3 separate regions of the Homo sapiens genome follow, and regions 1 and 3 are each linked to region 2. Evidence: chromatin loops called from intact Hi-C (ENCODE). Cell type or tissue: endothelial cell of umbilical vein. All regions are shown on one strand. Region 1 overlaps LOC107986070 (a long non-coding RNA gene). Region 2 holds the start of RARB (retinoic acid receptor beta). Region 3 overlaps RARB (retinoic acid receptor beta).

Evidence for each region. A loop is a pair of places that touch in the nucleus more often than their neighbours do. Peaks named below come from ENCODE experiments on the same cell type or tissue, not always from the same donor. Only the 100,000 strongest peaks of a DNase experiment are listed, where the experiment ranks them.
Region 1: it touches region 2 in a loop (8-fold over the local background); 6 of 110 quality-filtered maps call a loop at or near these places.
Region 3: a loop joins it to region 2, with 6 times the contacts of the local background. A loop is called at or near these places in 9 of 110 quality-filtered maps.

The regions. Positions count from the first base shown.
Region 1 is chr3:24,769,023-24,777,022 of GRCh38, reverse strand. The region is part of intron 1 of LOC107986070 (a long non-coding RNA gene); the gene reads right to left. Among named protein-coding and RNA genes, the nearest start is that of THRB, 280 kb to the right of the region's middle. In endothelial cell of umbilical vein, a CTCF peak has its summit at 3,063; a DNase peak (open chromatin) is centred at 3,042.
Region 2 is chr3:25,423,594-25,431,593 of GRCh38, reverse strand. It overlaps RARB (retinoic acid receptor beta), which reads right to left and starts at 3,331. Exons shown (of 8, transcript NM_000965.5): 1 at 2,706-3,331. The coding sequence starts at 2,862. RefSeq lists an enhancer at 3,433-4,270. In endothelial cell of umbilical vein, no CTCF peak of the experiment used is centred here; DNase peaks (open chromatin) are centred at 253, 883, 2,053, 3,403 and 2 weaker places; H3K4me3 peaks cover 4,078 bases; H3K27ac peaks cover 4,203 bases.
Region 3 is chr3:25,504,510-25,512,509 of GRCh38, reverse strand. The region is part of intron 3 of RARB (retinoic acid receptor beta); the gene reads right to left. Among named protein-coding and RNA genes, the nearest start is that of RARB, 80 kb to the right of the region's middle. In endothelial cell of umbilical vein, no CTCF peak of the experiment used is centred here; DNase peaks (open chromatin) are centred at 2,439 and 3,459; H3K27ac peaks cover 2,826 bases.

The DNA.
Region 1 (8,000 bases), 650 kb after region 2:
TATCCTCTTTCACCACTTCCATTCAACATCTTACTGAACGACCTAGCCAGTGCAATAAGGCAAGAAAGAGAAATAATATATTTAATCCACATACATGATATATCTCTCCATGTATTTTAGTCTTCTTTAATTTATTTTATCAGTGTTTTGTTGTTTTTAGCCTACTTATCCTACATAATTTATTAGATTACATTTATAATATTGTTAAAATGTCAGTTCTATCCAAACTACTTTACAAATTCAGCACAATCCCCATTTAAACCCATAGGGTTTTTTTTTATACATTGAAACATCAATTCTAAAATTTGTGTGGAAACATGGCAAAGAAAGCAGAATAGCAAAAGCAATCCTGAAAAACAAAACAAATTTGGAGGATTCATACTATCTGATTTCAACATTTACTATAAATCTGCAGTCATCAGCATAGTTTTGTATTGACAGAGATAGATACAAGATCAATATAACAGAATAGAGATCCCAGAAGTAGATTCACACAAATATACTTATTTTTTTATAAAGGTGCAAAGAAAATTCAATGGAGAGAAAATAATCTTTTCAACAACTGTTACTAGAACAATTGGATATCCATATGAGATAAGTTAATCTGTATCCATAGCTTCTGCCTTACCAAATATTAAATCAAAGTGGATCATACACTTAAATGCAAAATGTGAAATTATAAAATCTTCTCAAAGAAAACATAGAAGATAATGATTATGACATTGAGCTAGGCAAAAAGTTTCTTAGAAACAACACCAAAACCAAGAGTCAAAAAATTTTAAAGATCAATTAACATTATACTTTTTAAAATTTTAAACTTTTTGGTTAGCAAAGCCAAGTTAAGAGAATGAAAAGACAAGCATGGATCAGGAGAAAACATTTGCAAACCAAATCACATATCTGACAAAGAACTTGCAACTAGAATACAGTTTTTAAAACTCTCACAATTCATTAATAAGAAACCAAACAATCCATTTAAAAAACAGAGAACAAATTAGAACAGACTTTAACAAAGAGGATAAACAGCTGGCATATCAGCACATGAAAAGATGATTAATATCATTATTAGGGAAATACAAATTAAAATCACAATTTTATATATTTTATATATATATGTAAATGCTAAAATAGCTAGACTTAAAAAAATAATGCTAAACGCCAGTGAGTATGCAAAGCAATTGGAACTCTGATATGTGGCTAGTGAGAATGCAAGATGGTACAGCCTCTTTGGGAAATAGTTTGGCAATTTCTTAAAAAATTAAACATATACTTACCACATGGACTAGCAAACCCACTCCTAGTTATTTCTTCAAAAGAAATGAAAATGTGCATTCACATAAAAACCTATATGTGAATATTTACAGAAGTTTTATTCATAGCTACCAGAAAGTTGAAACAATCCAGATGTCCTTCAACTGGTGAATAGATAAGCAGAATGGTACATTCATACAATGAAACCTTCCCCAGCAGTAAAAAGTAATGAATTATCAATACATATAACAACCTGGATAAATCTTCAATATATTTTGCTAAGAGAAATACGCCTGACTAGATGTTGTAAGGTTAAATACAAAAAGAAGTATACTGTACACAATTACAGTACTCTAGGTAGACATTTTTTTTTCTGATGTGGTATGGGTTAAGAATTCTGAAATTACTTTATGAATGGATCAGAGTTGAACAAATAAATGAATACACTGTAGGTTTCTCACTATTTGAGACAGAAGTTAAAATGAAGAAGAGGAAAAATCTAGATGAACCCCCTGATGTTAGATTTGAGCGTGTGGTATCCATATAAACTCTTATTTCTTATTATTTTATATGCAGATGAATACTGAAATATAGAGGTGTTTGTCTGCAAAGATTAGTATACATACATACATACATACATACATACATACATACATACATATAGTTTCCAGGGTTGCCCACTGAGAGAACCTAGAAACAGCTACAACTCAGTAGTAATGAACATACCCAGCTCTGAGATATTGGCTTCTAAATAAAACGACCCAGGGCACATCAGATCATGTGGTGCGAGGAAGTAAGAAAGTATTCAGAAAAGGATAAGACAGGTAGAAAGGACACTGAGGACAGCCAGGAAAATCACCCAAAGGCTGAAGCTGGAACAATTTGAACAACAAAATAAATAATGATAGTATTAGAATATAACTCATAGAATAAAATAAATATCCATGAGAACTTGCTGATATAAATAAGTAAGTAAATGGAACAGTTCTTCCCTACAGAAGAATTCTGATTAATACATTTAGAAGGAATAAGGAAATTAGAAAATATTAAACACTACAGTAATAAGAATTGTTACAGACAAGATCAACCAATGAATACTAAAATAAGTGGGTGAACATTTGAGCAGAAACATATTTTTGTAACTTTGAAGTGTCTCCTGTAGAATTGTTACTAAGGACGAAGGGAAAAATAGAAACTTTACAGTGCAGAAATCTAGCCAATACCACTTTAATCCTAGTGATCTAGTTCCCATTACCGATCATAAAACAAACTGACATCATGTATTGCCTTTTATGATGCACTGAGAAACACACATCATCTCTGTGGGATTCTTCTCAGAGGAGCCTACTTCATGCTTCCTTTATCCTTTGTAGATTCTTAGGAGATTTTTTAGTCTTCTAAGCCATAATTGTACACCCATATTATTGTCATTTTCTCATAGTTTTTATTGTGTCTTGAATATATATCTTAAACATTCACCTTTGGGCTGTTAACTTTTTAATCTAGGTTTTTCCAGATTATCTCATCTTGATAGTAAATAAAAGAGAAGTATTGAGAAGTGCTCTGTTTTTAATGATCATTTATGACTAGTGCCAATTCAGTTATAAGTTAGGATCAATAATTACTTAAAATCGCGATTGCATGGATCCTCAGGCTCAGACCATCTCTCAGTTTCTCTCTTTCTTCCCTGCGCTCTCTATGTCAATGTCTGTCTCTTTCTGTATCCCTTTCCTCTTTTTTCCCCACTATCTTTGTTAGAAGCAGTAGATCACAGCAGTTAAGTGCAGAGCTTGAGCGCCCTCTGTCTGGGGTCAAGCAGAGCTCTGCTATTTGGCCCTGTGATATTGCATGAACCATTTAACCCATCTGGCATTTGATTTCCTCTATCTGCAAAGTGGAGATAATAATAGTACCTACCTCACAGAATCAGTGTGATGATTAAATGAAATAATACAATTAAATCACTTAGAAAAAAGAGTGGTTAGCATACAGGCAGTTCTTAGTAACTATTACTTATTTTACACCTAGGTTCAGAGAATTAAACTCCATCATCAACAATTTGGATAAATCCACTTTCTTATTTTCTCTCTTTTTTGATAATGAGCATCTCCTATAATTCTCCATTCTTTCATGACAACCACTCTACCCTATTTAATATATGTTTTTGGAGATATAAGTTTCCTAGGAAAATATATTTTATATATTGGTATGGCCTTAATTTACATATGCCCTATTTGTTGCATTTTGAAAAAATATAAAATATATAAGATACATTTTAATTTTAAAATATATATGCAAATTTCTGTATGTCCATTTTGTTCAATGGTTTTCAACTGTGAAATCACTTCGAGAACTTTTAAATAACACCAATCCCCATTCTAGATCAATTAATCCAGGCACAGGGGCTTAGGCATTAATAATTCTTATTTTATCTATTCATCTATTTATTTGAGACAGGGTCTCATTCCGTCACCCAAGCTGGAGGGCAGTGGCACCATCATAGCTCACTGAAGCCTCAAACTCCTGGGCTAAAGTGATCCTCCTGTTTCAGCCTTCTGAGTAGCTAGGAATACAGGCACATGCCACCATGCCTTGCTAATTTTTAATTTTTTTTTTTGTAAAGATAGGGTTTTGCTATGTTGCCCGGGCTGGTCTCAAACTCCTGGATTCAAGCAATCCTCCCACCTTGGCCTCCCAAAGTGCTGGGATTGCAGGCATGAGCCACTGTGCCCTTCCAGGAGTTTTTAAATTTCCTCAGGTGAGCAGCCAGAGTAAGAACCACCAAATTAGTTCATGGCTTCTAATTGCTCCGTAGTATGCCTCCACCATCGTTCATTCATTCATTCATTCATTCATTCATTCATTCATTCCTTGGTAGTGGATGCCTCACTTTCTTCCTGTTCTCTATTAACTACATGCAATGTCTTAGTAAACATCCTCATACGTGTTCCTTTCTGGGTCTGGAAAAGATGTGTTCTGGGTTATAGACACAGAGGGGAACTATCAGCTTGTTGAATTTATGCACTTGTCTAAATAATGCCAATTCTCTCCAGGGTGTGTGCATTAGTTGATTCTTTCACAAGAGTGCATGATGAGTCTGTTTTCTCCAAACCGTAAGACCTGGAATGTGCAACCTCTGTTGTAGAGAAGAGCCACATGCTTGGTTGAATGCTCTCCTATCATCTTGAAATTCTTAATAATTTTACTTGGAGCTTGTGGTTTACAAGTGAAATCAGATGGGACAATGGAGCAGGTAGAAGCACACCCAACAGAAGTAGAGCCATTCAGTTGTGGTTTAGAAGCAGCTCACTTAAGCATGGACTCAGGCATATGTTCATGGCAAACATATACCTTGAGACAAATGAGATGTCATTTGAAGGTTTTGAATAGAGGAGTGACTGATTCATCTGCCATTTAAAAGATCACTCTAGCTGCTGTGTTACAAATAGATGAGGAAAAAAGAAAACACTTAAGAAGCAAGTTCAGTTATAAAGTTAGGAGCCTACTGCAATAATTAAAGAAAAATCATGGATTCCTAAAGTTGGAAGCAATAGGGATGAAGAAAGTTAGATTTAGATATAATTTGTACTAGCATCCCAAAAGGGGTGCAGTGAATGCCATCTACTCCAGGCGCAGACAATAAGTAGAGAATTATCCGTAGAGAATTCAAAAGTGACATTAAAACTAACTAAAAGTCAGTTTGCTTTTTATTGTTACCATGAACTTGCAATTGTAAATAATGTCAGTGATAAAATACTCCTCTGAGAAGAAAAGCTCTTTAGTCTAAGTTTTAGTTCTACACAAGTGCTGTAGTTTCTGCTGAGTTTTAATAATATACATGTGAGCTACAATTTAGCATATTTTAAATTTCTTATCCTTTAATAAACACTGTATGCCAGATGGAAGTTATTTCCAAGAAGCTCCAGTTGCACGGTTGTCGTCCAACACAAATGGACTCAGTTGCCTGCACAAGTTTTGAGAAAATGTTTACGTGGTGTTGAGGAATTGCTGGTGCACACTTCAGGGGCACGACTTGGTGGTACCACCTATCTCTGCAGTTAGATAGGAGATTAAGAATACACAATAGCACAGTGATTATAAATGTGAAGAGACAGAATTTGAATTATCTTAATTCTGTAATTTGCTGTGACCATTTGGAGTTTTCATTTGTGTTTAAAATTTCTGGGTTTTATTGTAAAATGGGACTTTTATCTTTAAGACTTTTATGACTAATTGTGCATTTATTCATTCATGTAAATAACATTTATAAAAAGTATTCTTCAATCAACTATGAAGGAAGATTGACAAATCTGGCTCTATTCTATTAAACATGAATATGTAAAGAAAGTTAATTTTGTTGAAGTCATTGACAAGTTTGCAGAACTCAGAAGTTCTGAGTCTGAAGGCTCAAACACTTCATTAATCCAAAAACAAATATATAGGTACAAGTTGTTTGTCTCTTTTATAACAAGTAATAAATCAAGTAGTGTTTATTCATACTTTTTTCCTTGCTTGTATTGTAATTTTTATTTTATTCTTTTTTTTACATGTAATATTTATTTTTTTCTGACACAATTTTATATATGAAGTTTGGTGAAAGAAAAAAATCATTGTCTACGTTTCTTTTCTAGCCATTATTATTATCTTCTTTACTTCATGATTATTACTGAAAATAATTTTGTCCTGTAGATGAGGCATGTTAAAAAAAATCTACTATGGTTGTCAAAGCCCATTACATCACTGATAACTTGAAGTCAGGACCAATAACACTCCTGGTGGGTAAGACATGGCATGCATAAGGTAAAAAGGTTTTTGTTTGTTTGGATGTTTTATTTTGTTTTTGTTACCTGGGCTACCGAAAGGATGGTGTTGCCACTTACAGGCTTGTGGGGGAAAAGTAGATCTTTGGTTTGGGAAGTGCCAACTCCAAGCTATTAGAAAAATAAGTGCAGATGTTAAATTGACCGTAGATATCCAAATCTGGAATTCAGGGCTGAGACCCAGGCTGCACAGTAACAGCATGAAGCTGGTATTTAAAGACAAGAACTGGACGAATTCACATAGGAGAAGAGTATATACCGAACGGGAAGGTGGTCTGAATGGGAGTCCTGAGTTATGTCAGCATTTAGAGATTGATCTTTTGTGGCCCACATTGCTATGAATATTCAGTGTGTGCTCACAAAGAATGCACATTCTCTTTTTATGGCACAGGCTTATGGTGAGGAATTTTTGTCCGTGTGATCAATTCCTTGAATGCGTTAAAATATGTGGAGTACATTTTTTACTTAATTTTTTCTCCCGGTAATCCTGTCATTTGTCGCTTTCTCTAATAGACCTTGTACATTTCAGAGCATCTGTTGGTTTACAGAAAAATTAAGACAGTACAGAGACTGCCCATGTACTCCTGCAGGTGGGGCTCCCCCATCAATTAATGCAACATCTCACATTAGATGGTAGATTTGTTACAATGAATGGATCAATATTGAGACATTATTATTAACTGAACAGTTTATTCAGAGTTCCTTAGTTTTTGCCTGTTGTCTTTCCTCTGTTCCAGATTCTACCCAAGATACTACACTACATTTATTCATCATGCTTCCTTAGGTCCCTCTAGACTGTGGTGGTTTCTTGGGCTTGCCTTGTTTTTGATGACCTTGACAGTTTTGAGGAGTAACTGACCAGGTATATTGTAGGATGTCCCCTTTTGGAATTTGCCTCAATATTCAGGGGTTATCAGTGTTTTAGAGAAAATATCAGAGCATAAAGTGGCATTTTCATCACATCATGTCAACATAATTCATGACTTGACACTGACCTTGATAACCTGGTTGATGCAGTGTTTGTCAGGTTTCTCCACTGTCGAGCTGCTCATTTCTCCCCTTTCCAGAATACACTCTTTGGAAGAAAATCACTAGATGCCATCCACACTTAAGGAATGGGAAGTTATACTCTCCCTCTTTTAAGGCAGAATAATTACATACATTATTTGGAATTGTTCTGTATAAAATATTTGTTTCTTCTCTGCCATTTATTAATGTATTCAATCATTATCAATATGGACTCATAGATATTTCTTTTATACTTTGGGTAATTATCCAATATTGCTTTATTTATTTTGTTGTTTGAATCACTGGGATATTGTTGGCACCTGTGCCCCTTGAGACATCCACATCAACGGGGGTAGAGTTTTTTGTTTCTTTGTTTGGGGATTTTTTTAAAAAAATTTTAAATTTTATTTATTTATTTATTTTGCGCTTCTTTCTGTCTGGCACTACAAAATGCTTCAGACTCATCTTACATATTTCCTACCTGGGCTCTAGAATAAGTCATTCTACAAGAGCTCTGCTTTCTTTGACTGGAGAATGGCACTAGGAACCAAGATCTGGGTTCTACATAGGGTCATTATTACTGAGGTACATCCATTTGTTGCTTTTTGTATTTTACGACCTTGTGCAGATACACACACATACACACACACACACATATTCATGATGATTATTGTAACTTCTCAATCTACTGTTTTTTCTTCTAATATACTAACCCTCTTTTACATTCATAATTTTAACTTTAAATTCTTCATTGCCTGATACGAAAATGGCTATGCCAGATTTCTTTAGATTTGGATTTATCTATATAGCATTCTTAGTTTATTTTCAAATTTCTGAATACTGTTGTTTTAAATATGCCTCTTATAGACAACATATTAGTGGATTTTTAAAATATAGTCTGAAAGTTTCTCTCTTTAAATG
Region 2 (8,000 bases):
AAAACATCTGGAGCCGCCTAAAACCAAGATAATCCTGGAGACATCTGAACAGAAATTTAGTGACTCCTATACCTTCCAGGGGCAGTCGTCAATCGTAATATTTAGACCACATTCCCTTAGTAGTCCCCTAATCCTGACTTTGAATGCTTATAAGAAGCAATTCACAGACACTACTACAAATGGCAGCTGGCTGGCATATCATTTTTCTGCCTTTAAAATTAAAAAGAAAATAAAGGGAATATTTTAACACCTTTCAAAGTGAGCTTGTGATGGTGTGCTCCATGTTCAAAGGTCTTACTTTATTTACTATGCATACACACACACACCATAAAAAAAACTCAAAGCAGAAAATAGTTTTGGTTGGAATTTAGTACTTTTTCTTCTTTGCCCACTGTTTCCTCTGTGTTAAAAGCAAAAACAGATCTGCTTCTCGTCAAAATAGCCATTAAGTAAAATGGAAAAGGTTGTGGTTATGTTCTTACTTACACAAATGTAGCCCTAATATACTTTTATTTCAATAGCCCTAACTAGCTGTACCACCCTGAACCAAACACTGCATGGCACAAGACATTTGTTAGAATCTCTAAAAAAAAAAAAAAAAAAAAGTTTTAGTTTTATTTATGCTAAAAAAAAAAAAAAATCGTTGGAACAACTGACCATCATAAAGTGGTTTATGAGGGTAAAGCAACTCTGCAAGGGCACAAGCAATATTTACATTTTATTCATTTAACCTAAAGTTGGGGTGTGGGATTCAAACTCTTGTGAAACTGACCACAATAAGAACTAATTGCCCTGCTTACAAAAATAAGACACTGGAATTTCTGAAATCCCTTTGTCAAATGCCTTTATTTACTTTGTCTAATGCAAGTTTCTTTGATTAGCTAAACTTTGCTGTTATCAACACTTCTTGCTTATCGGGTAGTTTTAGGCGAATGACACATTCACCGCTCGCTCTCCCTAGATAAAGCAAATCCCTTGTTTAACTTGTCCAAGAACAAACAAAGCTTTTCCCCCTACTCTTACAACTTAATAGGCATCTTTGGAAGGTTAATTACAAAAGGAAGAATGTCTACATGTAAAAACTCTATTAGGTCTAATAACTTTTGGCGAGGATCCTGAGCATATTTTTTCCTTCTGTTAAAAAACATGTTTCATTACCACTTTCTCTAACAAGAAAAAGTTTCAGAGAGCCCCAGTTCCCTGGGATTCCAACAGAAATTGTTCATACTGTTTTAATTGCTACAAAGAGGACAGGTCTGAAAAGTCTCTTCTTGGATTAGAAAATTATTTTGTAACACTCCAGTTTCTTTGAGTTCTCCAGAAATAAAATGGGCACCAAAAAAGAAAAGGCATTTGGGGAGCAGCTGAAGATTAAGGCGCCTTCTGAAAACGATATTCTTTTTGCCCTGCTTATGGCTCTACAAAATGTTAAGTCAGACAGCCAGGCTGTTGGCATCAAATGGTTATTGATTTTTCAGCTACAAACCTGTTGATTTCCCGGCCCAAGAAGCAAGTCTTTATTCTTAAGAAAAAGTTTCAGAGAGGGCAATTTAAATCCTGTCATTGTCCCCTCTCCCCTTTTTCTTCTCTCTTTAGATAAGCCACCATGTTATTAGGAAAACTCAATTTCTTCCAGTTAAACTTTGACCTCTTTGAAAACAAAGATTTAAAATGTCATTTTCAGGCTAATGCTCCAATGAATTGTCAAATAAAGTACTAAAAACATTTTGATAGATAGCTGAGCCATTTATCTAAATCACTGTCAGGGCGGCGAAGCATCCTGCAGGCTCCCACTACAGCCACCCGAAGGTGGGATTTTCTGGGACTCCTGATCATTTCTCAAGCCTGCAGCCAGGCTACTGTTGACCAGGTGCGTACCTCGGCACTGTGTCAGCATCAGATAACAAAATAGTCAATATTTTTTTTTTAAATTGGGCTACCCCACTTATATTTCCTTTCCTTTAACTGATGTCCACGTTCCGGGCTGAACTGCAAGATATGGAAATAATGGATGGCTCAGTCCAAGGGGTGTTCATTGCCAGTAGTTTTCTAGCAAAACAGCAACTTCTTAGACCAACAAAGTGACTTGGAAAGGTGGCAGCAGGGTCAATGCTAAGAAATATTGCCTTTCCTTAGCAAGGAAAACATTGGAAGCGGCAGCTTGAACTGGTGGTTTATGAACTTCGGGAGCAGCAGCCACCTTAATTAAACTAAATTCCTTTCAAGGAAAATGTCATATTTTAATTACTTTGGACTGTTGGAATACACAAGGGGTGGGGGGACCTATACAACTAGTAGCTAATCCAAAGAACAGCAAAGTTAAATTCCACTCTGCATACATTTTAGTAAAAACTGCAAAATGTGTCAAATTGCCCTACTTGAAGAATGTTTTAAAGTCTTGTGGTCACCCTCTACTCCCCACCCCCCACATTTTTATGCATATTTTAAAAACTGTTTTCAAGAGACTATAAGGTTGGTAAGGAGAGGAGCATGGGGGCGGGAGGGGTTATTTGGGAAGAAAACATCTAACAGGAAATTTTCAGCAAAGGGAATCAATATGCATGCCAGCATATCACACCCCTTCAGCATTAAATCATTAAATCCTTTGTCTTGCTACCAATGCAGTTTATTTCCAACGTCTTTATTGCATGCAAGAGAGACAATTTTTTTTTTCTTGGTAGAAGAAGGGAAAAAAATAAACCTACATTGAGCAGTGTGCCGATGCTGCCATTCGGTTTGGGTCAATCCACTGAAGCATGCTTTGAGAGCTTTCTCCTGGAGCATGCAGGAAGACGGACTCGCAGTGTAGAAATCCAGGATTTGCCCAGGACTCACTGACAGAACATCCATACAGTCAAACATGATCTCCCTTGCACTGAATGTCTGCAAAAGTGCTTATCCTCTAGGTGTGGAGGCAAATGGCATAGAAAAGTCCACCCAACTCCATCAAACTCTGCCCCTTTTTTGGCACGTAGGCTGTTGGTCTTTTTCCCAGCCCCGAATCATGAATTATGACAGACAAGCCAGCTAAAAGCCTGTAATTGATCCAAATGATCATTTACCATTTTCCAGGCTTGCTCGGCCAATCCAGCCGGGGCGGGGGGTTCCCAGAAAGATCCCAAGTTCTCCTTCCAAGTAAATGCTTGCAAAAAGCCTTCCGAATGCGTTCCGGATCCTACCCCGACGGTGCCCAGACAAACCCTGCTCGGATCGCTCGCGTTCTCGGCATCCCAGTCCTCAAACAGCTCGCATGGGGGAATTCTGGTCCCCCCTTTGGCAAAGAATAGACCCTCCTGCCTCTGAACAGCTCACTTCCTACTACTTCTGTCACACAGAATGAAAGATTGAATTGCCTAATATATGCGAGTGAACTTTCGGTGAACCCTACCCGGGCTGCTAACCTTCAAATGACCCAACTAGTCTGACATCACCAACTCCCAGGATTCTCACAGAGCTTAAAAACTCCCAGCAGCCCTGCAAAAGCAGACAGCCAGAGAGGCAGGCAGCGAGCGCACAAGCCGGCGTTTTCTTTCCTATTTCTCACCTTAAAAACAATACAAGAAGTGCTTTTAAAATGAGCAGGGGAGGAGCCGGGACGCTGCTCCTGGCTCACGTTGAGCACCAACTTCTCTCCCTTTACGCCTTTTTATTTGCGGCGGCTTAGCTTGGAAAACGGTGTTCCGCCTGCGCCCGCTCGCCTCCCGCCCACCGCCTCGCCCCCCAGCCCACACTTTAAATTCCTCTGTGCGCCTTTCTGTCTGTTAAATTCCTTATAACTTATGTATTTTTCCACTCCAGAAAAAGCACATGCAAGCCCTAAACTGTAGAACAGAGAATGGCTACCCCTTGGGAAAGGCTTGGGTTGGGAAACTTTCCATTCCACAGTCTTTTTCTCTTTCTCCCTCTTGCAAGCCCCTGGCTGAATTGACTGCACTCGTTTGCTCTGCAATCCAGCTTTCGAGATTCATTTACTTTGAAAAATCCTCTCCAGGTTCTATGCAGCATATAGAGTAGTCAGGAATTGGTTACCCCTGTCCCAAACACACAGCCACACAGAAAATGAGATTTCAGATCTGGACTTGAAAAAACAGTATAGTGGTCAAGAGCATGGGTTGGGGAATCAAACTGAACTAGATTCCAATTCCAGGTCTGCCACTTACCAGCTGTGTGTTCTGGGATAAGTATTTAACTTCTTCAGGCTTCAGTTTCCTCATCTGTAAAATGGGCATATAATACTACCCACGTCAGTGTTAACTGGGAGGACAGAAATAACACTTGTATGGTGCTGGGTAAATATCATGGAACAAATGTTAGCTGTGACTCATCCTCATACTGTTCAACTGGTGAAACAAAACCCCGGGGAGATGAGACCTACCCAAGGTCACACAGCTCAGAGCTGTGACTAGAACCCAGCTCCCTAGGATGAAAGTCCAATGTGAAAATTACTTGCCTGTTCCCACATCCTTGCACCCCAAATAGCCATGTTGGTTGCCTCTCTCATCATACACCTACACACATCCCACCACATAATTAAACGCATATTTTGTAAACTGGTTTAAGTATGACAGTTTTACATTTTGAAGGACCAGTTTTCTCTCATTCCAGCCCCTGCCCAATCCTTTTATTAAAATACAGTAATTTTAAGGGAAAATGATTTTTTAGATCTCTCACACTGACCCAACCTACAGGAAGAAGAGTCTTTCCAGCCAGTCCTAAAACACTAAGAAGGATAGATGCAGTATTTACAAATAAACCCAGCCGGATGGAGAGCTTTAAAAGGGAGAGCCAATCTACCCTGCAGCCATTTTGCACAACTTGTTTAAAGGATGCAACATACATCAAATAAAGGAAACTCTGGAGAGGAATTAAAACACCCTTTTTTCTCCACTGCCTCTGTAGCATTTACTTGTAATTCTCCCACAAAACAGGGCAGGCAAGTGGTTAGGCAGGGAGGGAGAGTCTCCTTGCCCAATGCAGGGAAGAGCACTGCTCCAGTCTCCTTTTTGTGGATAGTGTTGGAATGTGCATTGGCATCCGGGCCTTTTAAAAGCCTGTCAGGGGGCACCCCACCCCATGCTGAAACACTGCCCTGTCTAGTGGAGTTGCTAAGTGGCACTTGTGGTGTAACATGAAAAGTATGCATCGCACACACTTACCAAGTCAAAGATCCTTTTATGAAGGTACATTAAAACAATTTTCAGCCCAGCAAGCTCAGTTCTTGCTATTGAAAAGTTCAGGGCAATAAAGGGGTGAGATTTTTGCTGAATCTGTGTTTGTTATTTTTGCGCCTCTCTTCTCTCTTTTATATGGCCATCATTTTGTAACAGAGACTTATTGTAAGAAACCCTTTAACTACAAAGAAAACACACATTTTAAGCAAGAGAACACAGAGGAATTTACAAAACATTTAACACACTGTCATTAAGGTAGTTGTAAAGATACACAAAGCACTACATTATGTGCCAATTTCTACTTGGTCCATGAGGCTTATGGCTCCAAATGCTTATTTAAGGTCCTTAGAGTTCCTTGGAAACTGAGTTCATTTTTACCGGACAGTGGAGGTGGATGAAAAGTTGTTAGACAAGAGAAGAGGAAACAGCTATATTGGAAGTAGAGCAGGAGAAACTTAAGTTAGAGATGAGAAACATGGCATCACTGACAGGTATGTGTGTACAGGGATCTGTTATCCAGGGGAGGCTGCTGCACATTCTTGCTTAACATCTCTCCAAAGAGTAGAGATGCACTGGTCCCAGGGAAGTGAAGATGGGGATGGGTGTCCTCAAAATTCTGTTCATTCTCATTTCTTAAGCTATGGAATCAGCCTCATTGAGCGAGACCACTGCTTCCGAATTTCTTACCTCTATACTGTATCATTGCACAAAAATAACAACATTAGTGTGTCTCTCTCTGTGTGTGGTAAAGGTTGGGCGACTCGATGTTTTCTTTCTTTGTGCAAGAAAATGTAAAATATATAATTACCTTGAAGTTCTCAACTGAGAAATGAACTTGGGCCTTGAAATGAATAATCAGTATTTAAATCCCCATGAAAGGAATAGTATGGGTTTCTTATAATATGACAATATTCGCTAGTCAATTAATCATTCCTCATCATGAATTAATTATGCTGATAGCAATAATTAGAGCTATTACTTAATCCAAGTATTAATTTATAAAACAGACCCATGATTTAGCCACATGCTAATTATTTCTTCATCAGTAAATGCTTACACTTCTTGAAAACTTGATTCTGTCTCCAAATTCTTCATTTTAAGTAAAATGAAGGAAAGATACATAAATAAGCCATAATTCTTTAAATACAGATCCGTGCACTATAAAGATTAATGAGTAGGGTAGAAAGTGAAAAATAGACCGATTTGTCCGTAATGAAATGTAAACTACTGACACCCATTTTAAACATTAGCCACAGGGTTGGAAGAAACTTTCCCAAATATCTTCTTGTTATGGCATAAAATAACATTCTGATATGTGTCATCTCTATTTTCTTTGTGTTTGATCAATGATCTAATAAATGTATTTCCAACCAACAAGCAAACAAAAAGTGAAAAACAAAAAGCAAAACTTTGAGAGTAAAATCCATTTTGTTTCAGAGTAACTGTATATTTGTCAGTGTGACACAGCACATTTGAAACCCATAATCATAAAACAAAAATTTATAGCCAGGGTTCAGGGTCTACATCTGTTTCTCTGGTTTTCGTACAGCAATTACCCACTGGACAATCCAGAAAGAAACACCATGAATCATGCTCTGCAAACATGTTTGAACTGGAGAGTTTTCTGAAGAAAGAGCAGTCGTGTCTGTGCACCGTACTGCAGCCGGCTGTGTTCAAAATTGGGCTAATACCTTGTGATGTCTAAATAAGAAGATTTTCAGAGGCGCAGACATATCCCCCCCCACCACAGGGGCAGACATGCAAAGTGCAGGCAGACACAGGCACAGGGCTGGGGGAGGTGGACACTGATTGTTTTAAAGACATGCCCAGCTCTTTCATGTTGTTTTGGCTTTTTGTTTGTTTTTTAATTTTTTTTCCCTGTTAATCCCCTCTTGCCACAGTTCTGCCAGAAGAATAAATGGCTAGTACTGAGTGACTTGTGTGTTCCAGCAGGGAAGCCAAGGCAGAGATGTTGGCAGCACGAGGCAAGTATGAGGCTCTTCCCAGGGCTTCCATACTAGCAGGCAGAGCTGCTTTTGTGTTGGAAGGGAGCGGGGGAAGTTCTAACAGTAATAACACATGGAAACTTTGCTTGTGGCCCTTCAGTATGAACACCTGCTCACATAACAGGACTGTTGATGTTCGTGGATCTTATACCAAAAGACACCAATGCACTTTCCAAATGAACTTGCAAGGTGGCTCTGGGCATGAGTATAGCGACTTCTTAGAAACCCTAGAAACACATCTTCTTCAAAAATGTCTTTTTACTTTGAGTGTTGGCCACCGTGTCCTTCATTTGGCTCTTTTCTCTTCAGCTCTCTGCTTTTTCAGACTTTCCTCCACAAAGTCTTCCTACTTGGTTACACACAAATATTGTTCTCCCAAGACAAGGGCATACTTTTCTCTTTCCACATTTCTGAATTATTTTCTTTAGTGCTTCTGTGCTTTCTGCCGTCGATGACTCATAAAGACAGCTCTTCAAGCCCAACAGTTTCGGTTGGTTCCAACTTGAAAGTTAAATACAACCCCTGCTGAATGCCTCAGTACTGAGCAGTGAGCTGCGAACCATCTCTTAGCTGACTGTCACTGCTGGTGGCATTGTCTCAACATTAGTTTTGGGGAGACCTATCTTTGGCTATTTCATCTTGTTTACATTTCCTTTTTTAAATCTAGATCTTTACTCTTTCTTTTCCTTTTTAAAATTTTATTTTCACATTTTCCATCACTCCCTATAAATCTAGATTTAAGTAATACATGCTCATAAAAATTCAAAGTCTTGTCCAAAAGATATAAAGTGAAAAGTAAAAGTCCTCTACATGTATTCATTAA
Region 3 (8,000 bases), 81 kb before region 2:
TGTTGGACAGGCTGGGGCAGCTGTGCAGGGCTCTCTGCCCATGCTAACACATTTGGACATTTGGAGTTGATTGTGTAAGCGATGAAGTGCCATGAATTCCAACATCAGATCACCTGGCTCAGAGCTGAAACTGCTTCTGGCCCCATCTACCCATCACCTTGCTTTGTGGGGGTAGATTTGAGTCCCAAGGACATGTACTTCTTGTTTTGAGTAAAGGGACCACTGGGTCGGAAGGAGCATTAGCTGTCCTGTACAATCACTAAGGACCGCTGATGAATGAATACACCAATCTTTAGAGACCAGGATGGCTCAGTATCATAACAGATACCGGAACAGTAACAGGAGCTAACGCTTAGCTAAGTACTGTTTTTAGCCCCTGCCATGTATTAATTCATTTCCTTCTCACAATAGCCACATGAAGTAGGTACTATTACTCTCTTCATGTTACAGACAAGCAACTTGGTGTACACAGATGTTAAGTGACCTGCCCAAGATCACACAGAGCTAAGTAAGTGGTGGGCTGGGGTATGAATCTGACTCCCCCTTAAGTCCAGGCTTTAAGCAGCATACTGCATCCCTCCATCAGTTCCCCCGGATGCTTAAAATCCACTGTGACAGATCCACCCATTCATTGACCCCTTGTTTTATCAGGAAAGGTCTAAACCTTGAGGATGCAAAAAAGCAAGACCCTCCTTCCCATCCTCAAGTTGTGCACAGAGTTCAGCATGTGAGGAAGGGTTAGCGGCAGGCAGTAAGGCAGGGGCATGTCAGTGGGATCTGACCAGCAACTGAGGCACTACAGAGACTCTGAGAGGGCTCAGGCCACAGCTGCAGACTCTGCTTCTATTCCTAAGATACAAGAACATATAAAACCAGTGTTTCTCAAACTTCAGTCCTTTGAAGTACTGCCTTCACAATTTTGCACATATTCACAGGCTGCTACACACTTAACGATTTCTGTCTCAATTGATTTTTTTTCTTAAATAAAATTTAGAGGAAATGTTTGTATTACTACTATAAAGGGGAAAGGGGTGTCATTTGCCATAAATAGAAAGGTAGGGTAAAAAATAAACAGGGTTGGCTGGGCACTGTGGCTCACACTTGTAATCCCAGCACTTTGGGAGGCTGAGGTGGGCAGATCACGAGGTCAGGAGATTGAGACCATCCTGGCTAACACGGTGAAACCTGTCCCTACTAAAAATACAAAAAATTAGCCGAGCGTGGTGGCGGGCGCCTGTAGTCCCAGCTACTTGGGAGGCTGAGGCAGGAGAATGGCGTGAACCCAGGAGGCGGAGCTTGCAGTGAGCCGAGATCGTGCCACTGCACTCCAGCCTGGGCAACAGAGCAAGACGCCATCTCAAAAAAAAACAAACCAAAACAAAAAACAAAAAATAAACAGGGTTTTCAGGTCAAGTGACTGTGTTTGTAAAGTTTTATTGGAACAAAGCCATGCTCAATTGTGAAGCTCTGAAGCTGCAATAGTAGAGTTGAGTAGTTGCAAAAAAACACCAAATGGACTGCAGATGCTAAAATATTTACTGCCTGGCCTTTTAAGAAAATTTGCAGACATCTGAAATAAATACATTTCAGTCCTACCTAGGGATTGTTGCCATCTGTTAAAAAGACAGATTAGCAGAGATTCAAGAAATATTAATTAAGGCTGTATTGGCATCAAACTGAGATTTTTCTCATTGGTAATAAAAAGACAATAAATATTGGAAAGGAAAATCTTTATCATTAAATGAGTTCATACTGTCTTATGCCAAGTTCAATATTCCCTAAAATTATATTTCATATCACAGTGTGCAGTTTACACTTAGGGAAATACTGCATTAAACTAGTATACACGTTAAATCAAACCACATAATTATAGATTTTTTTTTTGAGACAGGGTCTTGCTGTGTTGCCCAGGCTGGAGTGCAGTGGCTCGATCTTGGCCCAATGCAGCCTCTGCCTCCTGGGTTCATGTAATTCTTGTGCCTCAGCCTCCAGAGTAGCTGGGATTACAGAGGCTCACCACCATGCCCGGCTAATTTTTTTGTATTTTTAGTAGAGACAGGGTTTCACTGTGTTGCCCAGGCTGGTCTCAAACTCCTGACCTCAAGTGATCTACCCACCTCAGCCTCCCAAAGTGCTGGGATTACAGGTGTGGGCCACTGTGCCCGGCCTGTAATTATAGAATATTTGATGTGGGAGCGAATACAGGTGAAGATACTGAAAACCGTGTAGCTTTAAATATGTGCAAGAACTTCATTGTTTAGAGAAGCAAAGGGTAGTTGAAAGGATGCTGGGAATTAGAATTAAGACCCATGGGTGTATACCAGCTGTGTGACCTCAGGCAGGTCTCTTACCCTCTCTCAATCTCAGGAAACTGAATCAGAATATGATTCCTGTCCTATCTGCTGCATGGGATAACCTGAAGTCTTGGGGCTGTTGCCATTAGTAAAGCCCCTCATGACCATGAACTACCACAGCACCACTGATATCCTCCCCAGCTTTCCTCTCAGGTGGCTAACAGCAAAAGCAGTCTTGCTGAGGAGGCCACAGGGTGGACAGGAGTTGGTTGGGAGAAGGGACATGACGGATCTGGAGGAAGGCAGGCCACAGAGTCCCAAATAAGGCAGAGGAGAGATGGAAGGTGCCAGATGAGCAAAGAAAGGCAGCTGCTGGGAGGACGGGGAAGGGGAAGGGCAACTTTGTCTCTGTGGCGATTTAGCTTGGGCTCAGCACTGCTGGAAGACCCTGATGGCCTCACCTTGAGCTGACTGAGGAAGGAAGGGGGCCAGGCGTCCTTTCTAACACCCCAGTTCAGTTTTCTCCATGGAGTTGGGTTCCAGGATACCAGGATACTCTCCCATTCTCTGATTACACATGTCTCGGCATCTCTGGGCAAATGAGCCACCTGGCTCCCGGTTTAAGTAGCCAAGAAAGGTGGATATTTATTTTAGAAACCATGCTTGCAAACTTTATTTTTAAGGCTGTGACATAATATTTGGAGCTGCACTTCTAAGCTGTGGTGTTCTAAACAATTCAAAATGAATAGAGTCTCTACTTTTAACTTTTCTCCTGAAGTATAATCAAGGCTGTAGCTATAATAAAACACAGCTGTGGCAGCAGCAACAGCGGCAACCAAACTGTGTCACCAAAAGAAGCAGTAGCAGACAACCACTCTCATTCGGCACTTACTATGTGCCAAGCACGGTGCTAAATGCATTACCCCATGAGTCCAATCCACAAAACAATCCTGCAACATTTCTGTGATAATCTCCACGCAATGGGTTAGTTCATTTCACGTGAAGCAAAATTTTGCCATGTGCCCAAGTTGAGATAGCTAGAGGCGAGGGCTGCATTTGACCTCAGCTCAGGCTAACTTCAAAGCCCTTTGTTCTTTGCCCTGTGCTGTTCTATTGTGTAATGGAAATTTCTCATTTTTCTAAGGTGAGAATGTACTGAGTGTCCCCTCTCCAGGAGACAGGCAGTGGGGAGAAATATATTAGTAAAGCTGAAGGAATTTTAATACTTCCTTTTCAGTCTGAGTGTTAATGGGCTTTGAGTCCCACAGTGGCACTGACATCACCGGGCTGCTGGTACCCAAACATAATTTTTTTTTTTTTTAAATCTCCTAAACAGATGCAGGCAAATATTCATATTTGGCAAGTAGAAAGGGGCAGCAGATTTTTATTTTCCAGCTTCTAGGACATTTTTAGGTATAAAAGTAGGAAGTTTCCAGCCTTTCACTTACTTTTGGGGGGCTCTTCAGGGATTTGTGTGCCACAGAGCAAGAAGAGAAGGTGGGGGTTAATGGTAGTTTCTGGTGAACAGAACAAAATGATCACAGTGAACCCTGGAAGCAAAGTAACAGGCTGGGATCTAACACGGGAACAAATGAAGAAATAAACTAAAATTAGAAAGACATTAAGTGCCCTGATGATGATTTTTATGTAATTTCCCAACTACACAGTGCAACCTACAATATGAATTTCCCTGTTATTAAGCCAGTAAAATCCAGCAGTAGAACCAATGAGCACATCAATATAATTTGTGCACAAGCAAAGGTGATTCTAACTGAGGTTAAGTGCCTTTAGTCCAAAAGGTTTGTTTTAATCTAAGTTTAACAGTAAAGGGGAAATGAGAGAAACACAGAGCAACAAAATCCTCCCACAGAAGTATCTAAGTGTCCATACAAAGCACATTCATTCCATCCAATCGACCCATGGGGACGTTCATGTCTAAAGTATAAATTGGAATTTAGAGACTTTATGAAAAGCTGTTTTTAAGCTCAATATGCCCCAAATGAGAAGGTGTCAATGAGTGCTTAGGGACTTTTAAATTCAGAGATTATTCAATTGCTCTATTCTACAAATACACTTATGAAACTGTCATAGGAAAAAAATGCTGTGAAATAAACATTAAAAAGCATTCTCAAACAAAATCAAAGACATGTTTTGCCCATCACTCAAGGGCATGGGCACATAAACATAACCTCAAAGAGCAATACAAAGAGGCTCCCTGTGTGAATTCACGGCCAGTGGTTTTCAGAAAGAAAGGAGCTGGAATGAGGGGGTGGCAGCAACAGTACCTTCCATGGTGTTTCTGTTACAGACACAGGGTAGGGGCACCCAGTCTTGGAGGAGGCCAATGACCCATGGGAACCTAGCCTAACCTCAGGGGCATCCAGGGTATACTACTCTCCCTTCCTCACAGCACCCGAGTCATAATTCTGGCCTACTTCTTGTCTTCCATTTTCCTTCTGACCTCCTGACCCCAGTGTCTCCCCTATCCCTGGACCCCCTTCTTTGATAGCTAAGGTTTGGCAAAAGTAAGGTCCAAACCCCAATACATGTCCATCTTTGCTTCTCCCTCTTAACTGGGCTTCTGTCATGCACAACTCCCCAAGACACCTGCTCAGCTCAGCCTTTTTCACTGGCAAAAGCCCTAGAAGATCTAATGTCTTCTGGGGGAGGGAACTGGGAAGAGGAAGCAGCTTATGGAAACACTGCTGTCTAAACAGGATTAAAAGCATCAATTCTCATGTCACGCCTGGGCTGTTAGTCAATACCAATGTTTCTCTCATCCAGGTAGAAAACACAGCCTCCAAGAAGTTGAGTAACTTGTTCTGGGCCCCTAGCAGATAAACGAATGACTGCGATTTGAATACACACCTAGAATTGTTTTGCCTCTGACAACTTTTCAGAAAGTAAAGCCAGGGAGAAGATGGGTTTGCCTTTAAAACTGGTCACATTTAACCCCTTGATCAATCTAACTTCACCGAGCAAAGCTTCATGCTATATTCAGGGGCTACAAGGTGAGAAAGACATGATGCATGCCTTTTAAGAGTTTATAATCCAGCCAGGGAGACTCACTGGTGTGTGAAGAATCATACTATCTGTATAATATAATAAGTTTGCGGTTCATGGAGCTTTGTGCGAAGCACTGTGAGAAAACAGGGTTGGGGAGGGAAGAATGAATAATTCTGCCTAGAGTGTGGAATGAGGCTTAGGGGAGGCTTCAAAGAGGAAATGACATTTCATCAGGCTCCTGGGGTTCAACTGATGGAGAAGGAGGTAAATCCTCAGAAAAATGGAGACATACGGCTCATAAGTCAGCATGGTGTAGTGTGGCTGGAAGCTGGGTGTGTCTACTGGTAGGGGAGAAGCATGGGATGGGATCACAGAGCAGCCCTAAGTGGCATCCTTGGCCACCGGATGAGCCACTTAAAGCAGACATTGGCAAACCATGGCCTGTGGGCCAAACCTAGCCCTTCATCTGCTTTTGTAAATAAAGATTTACTGGAATATAACCACACTTGTTTGTTTATATTTTCCATGGCTACTTTTGCGCTATAATGGCAGAGTTAAGTAATGAAGACAGGGACAAATATTTTCTTTTTTTGTGAGACAGGGTCTTGCTCTGTTGCCCAGGCTGGAGTGAAGTGGCATGAAAATGGCTCATTGCAGCCTCAACCTCCCAGGCTCAAGTGATCCTCCTTCCTCAGCCTCCCGATTAGCTGAGTAGCTGGGACCACAGGTCCACACCATCACTCTCAGCTAATTTTTAAAAAAATTTTGTAGAGTTGGGGTCTTGCCACGTTGCCCAGGCTGGTCTCAAACTACTGGGCTCAAGAGATCCTCCCATCTCCTTCTCACAAATTGCTGGGATTGCAAGTGTGAGCTACTGCACAGGGCCTCAAAAATATTTTCTAAAATTTCTAACATCTTTTAAAAAAGAGCTGGTTTTTTTTTTTTTTTTTTTTTTTTGAGATGGAGTCTCACCCTGTCGCCCAGGCTGGAGTGCAATGGTGCGATCTCGGCTTATTGCAACCTCCGCCTCCCAAGTTCAAGCGATTCTCCTGCCTTGGCCTCCTGAGTAGCTGGGATTATAGGAGCGCGCTACCATGCCTGAAGAGCTGGTTCTTTTAAAAAATGGTTTGCTGACCTTTGGCTTAAAGATCTGAACTATTCATTTGAATTTCTGTAACTGACTTAAATGCATATGATCAGGCTTTCTAGGGCTTTACTCCCATGGTTTCTAAACAGTATCATCTTAAATCTTCTTTCCCATCATGGACCATTAGCTATTATCTATACCGTAAGCTTGTCTGGACATTTCTTTCATAATCCAAATGTTATGCCTTCATTTATTGTTTCTCTTTTTCATTAATTGTTTTTATTTCAGGGCTTTGCCACATGCTTTCCTCTTCTGACATCATTACAAACCTCCCACGCCACCAGCAGAAGTTCATCATTCGAGTCAGTTTGCTTCCTTTGCCTCCTTCTCCAATTCTTCATAAACTATTGTACCACCTCTTTAGAATGCTGCTAAAAATCGAGTTTTTTTTTCACTTGCCATTATTCTATGCTTTGACAGACAGCTGTTTCTCTGCAAAAAGGCTTCCCTAGTCCTATAAGCCCTTGGAAAATACAAGGTATACCCAGCAGCATTTACAAAACAGAAAAAAAAAAAAATGAAGAAATAAGCATACTGTTCTGATAGGCCACGTTAAAGGATTTCTTTTACTTGTAAATCCCCTTACACATGTAAAATCAAATTTGATCTATAAAAATTAAATTTGCACATGATTTTCTAGGGGATACATCTCTAATATAGAGCAAGGAGCATGGTTATTGTTTTATTAACCACTGGCAATAAAATAGAGTGGAAAAAGGAACTCGGAGTTTTAAACGCTGCTTCCTATGGCACGCAGTATATATTTCAGTTTGAATATAGACTTTCTCATCAAACTGCCTGGTTCCAAATCTCAGCACTGCCCCTTACTAACTGTGTTACCTTGAGTAAATTAATGTCTCTGTGTCTCAGCTTCCACATCTGCCAAAAAAATGGTGGGACCTGGGAAGGAGGAATTGTAACTAATCTATCTCATAGGGTTGTTATGAAGATCAATGGGATAAAGCATTAAAAGTGGTTAATGCAGGCCAGGCGCGGTGGCTCACGCCTGTAATCCCAGCACTCTGGGAGGCTGAAGTGGGTGGGTCACCTGAGGTCAGGAGTTCAAGACCAGCCTGGCCAACATGATGAATAGCCTGGCCAACTTGATGAAACGCCATCTCTACTAAAGATACAAAAATTAGCCGGGCGTGGTGGCAGGCGCCTATAATGCCAGCTACTTGGGAGGCTTAGGCAGGAGTATCGCTTGAACCCAGGAGGTGGAGGTTGCAGGGAGCTGAGATCACGCCACTGCACTCCAGCCTGGGTGACACAAAAAAAAAAAAAAAAAAAAAGTGGTTAATGTAATACTTGGCACATAGAAAATACCCTGTCCAGTTAGCTATTACTATAATGATTCTTAAATTTTCTCAGTTTTATCCTTCTTTTTTTCTCCCACAGCATAAAGAAGAGTGCCTTGGGAACAGCACTGTGGGACCTGACAAATCATGGTGGACATGAGGTCATTTTTGCCTCCTGTCTTTCTGATTCCCCTCTGAGGAACATTTTCTTCCACACTCCCCACCCACATGGTTTGGGTGAAGTCAACCTCAATC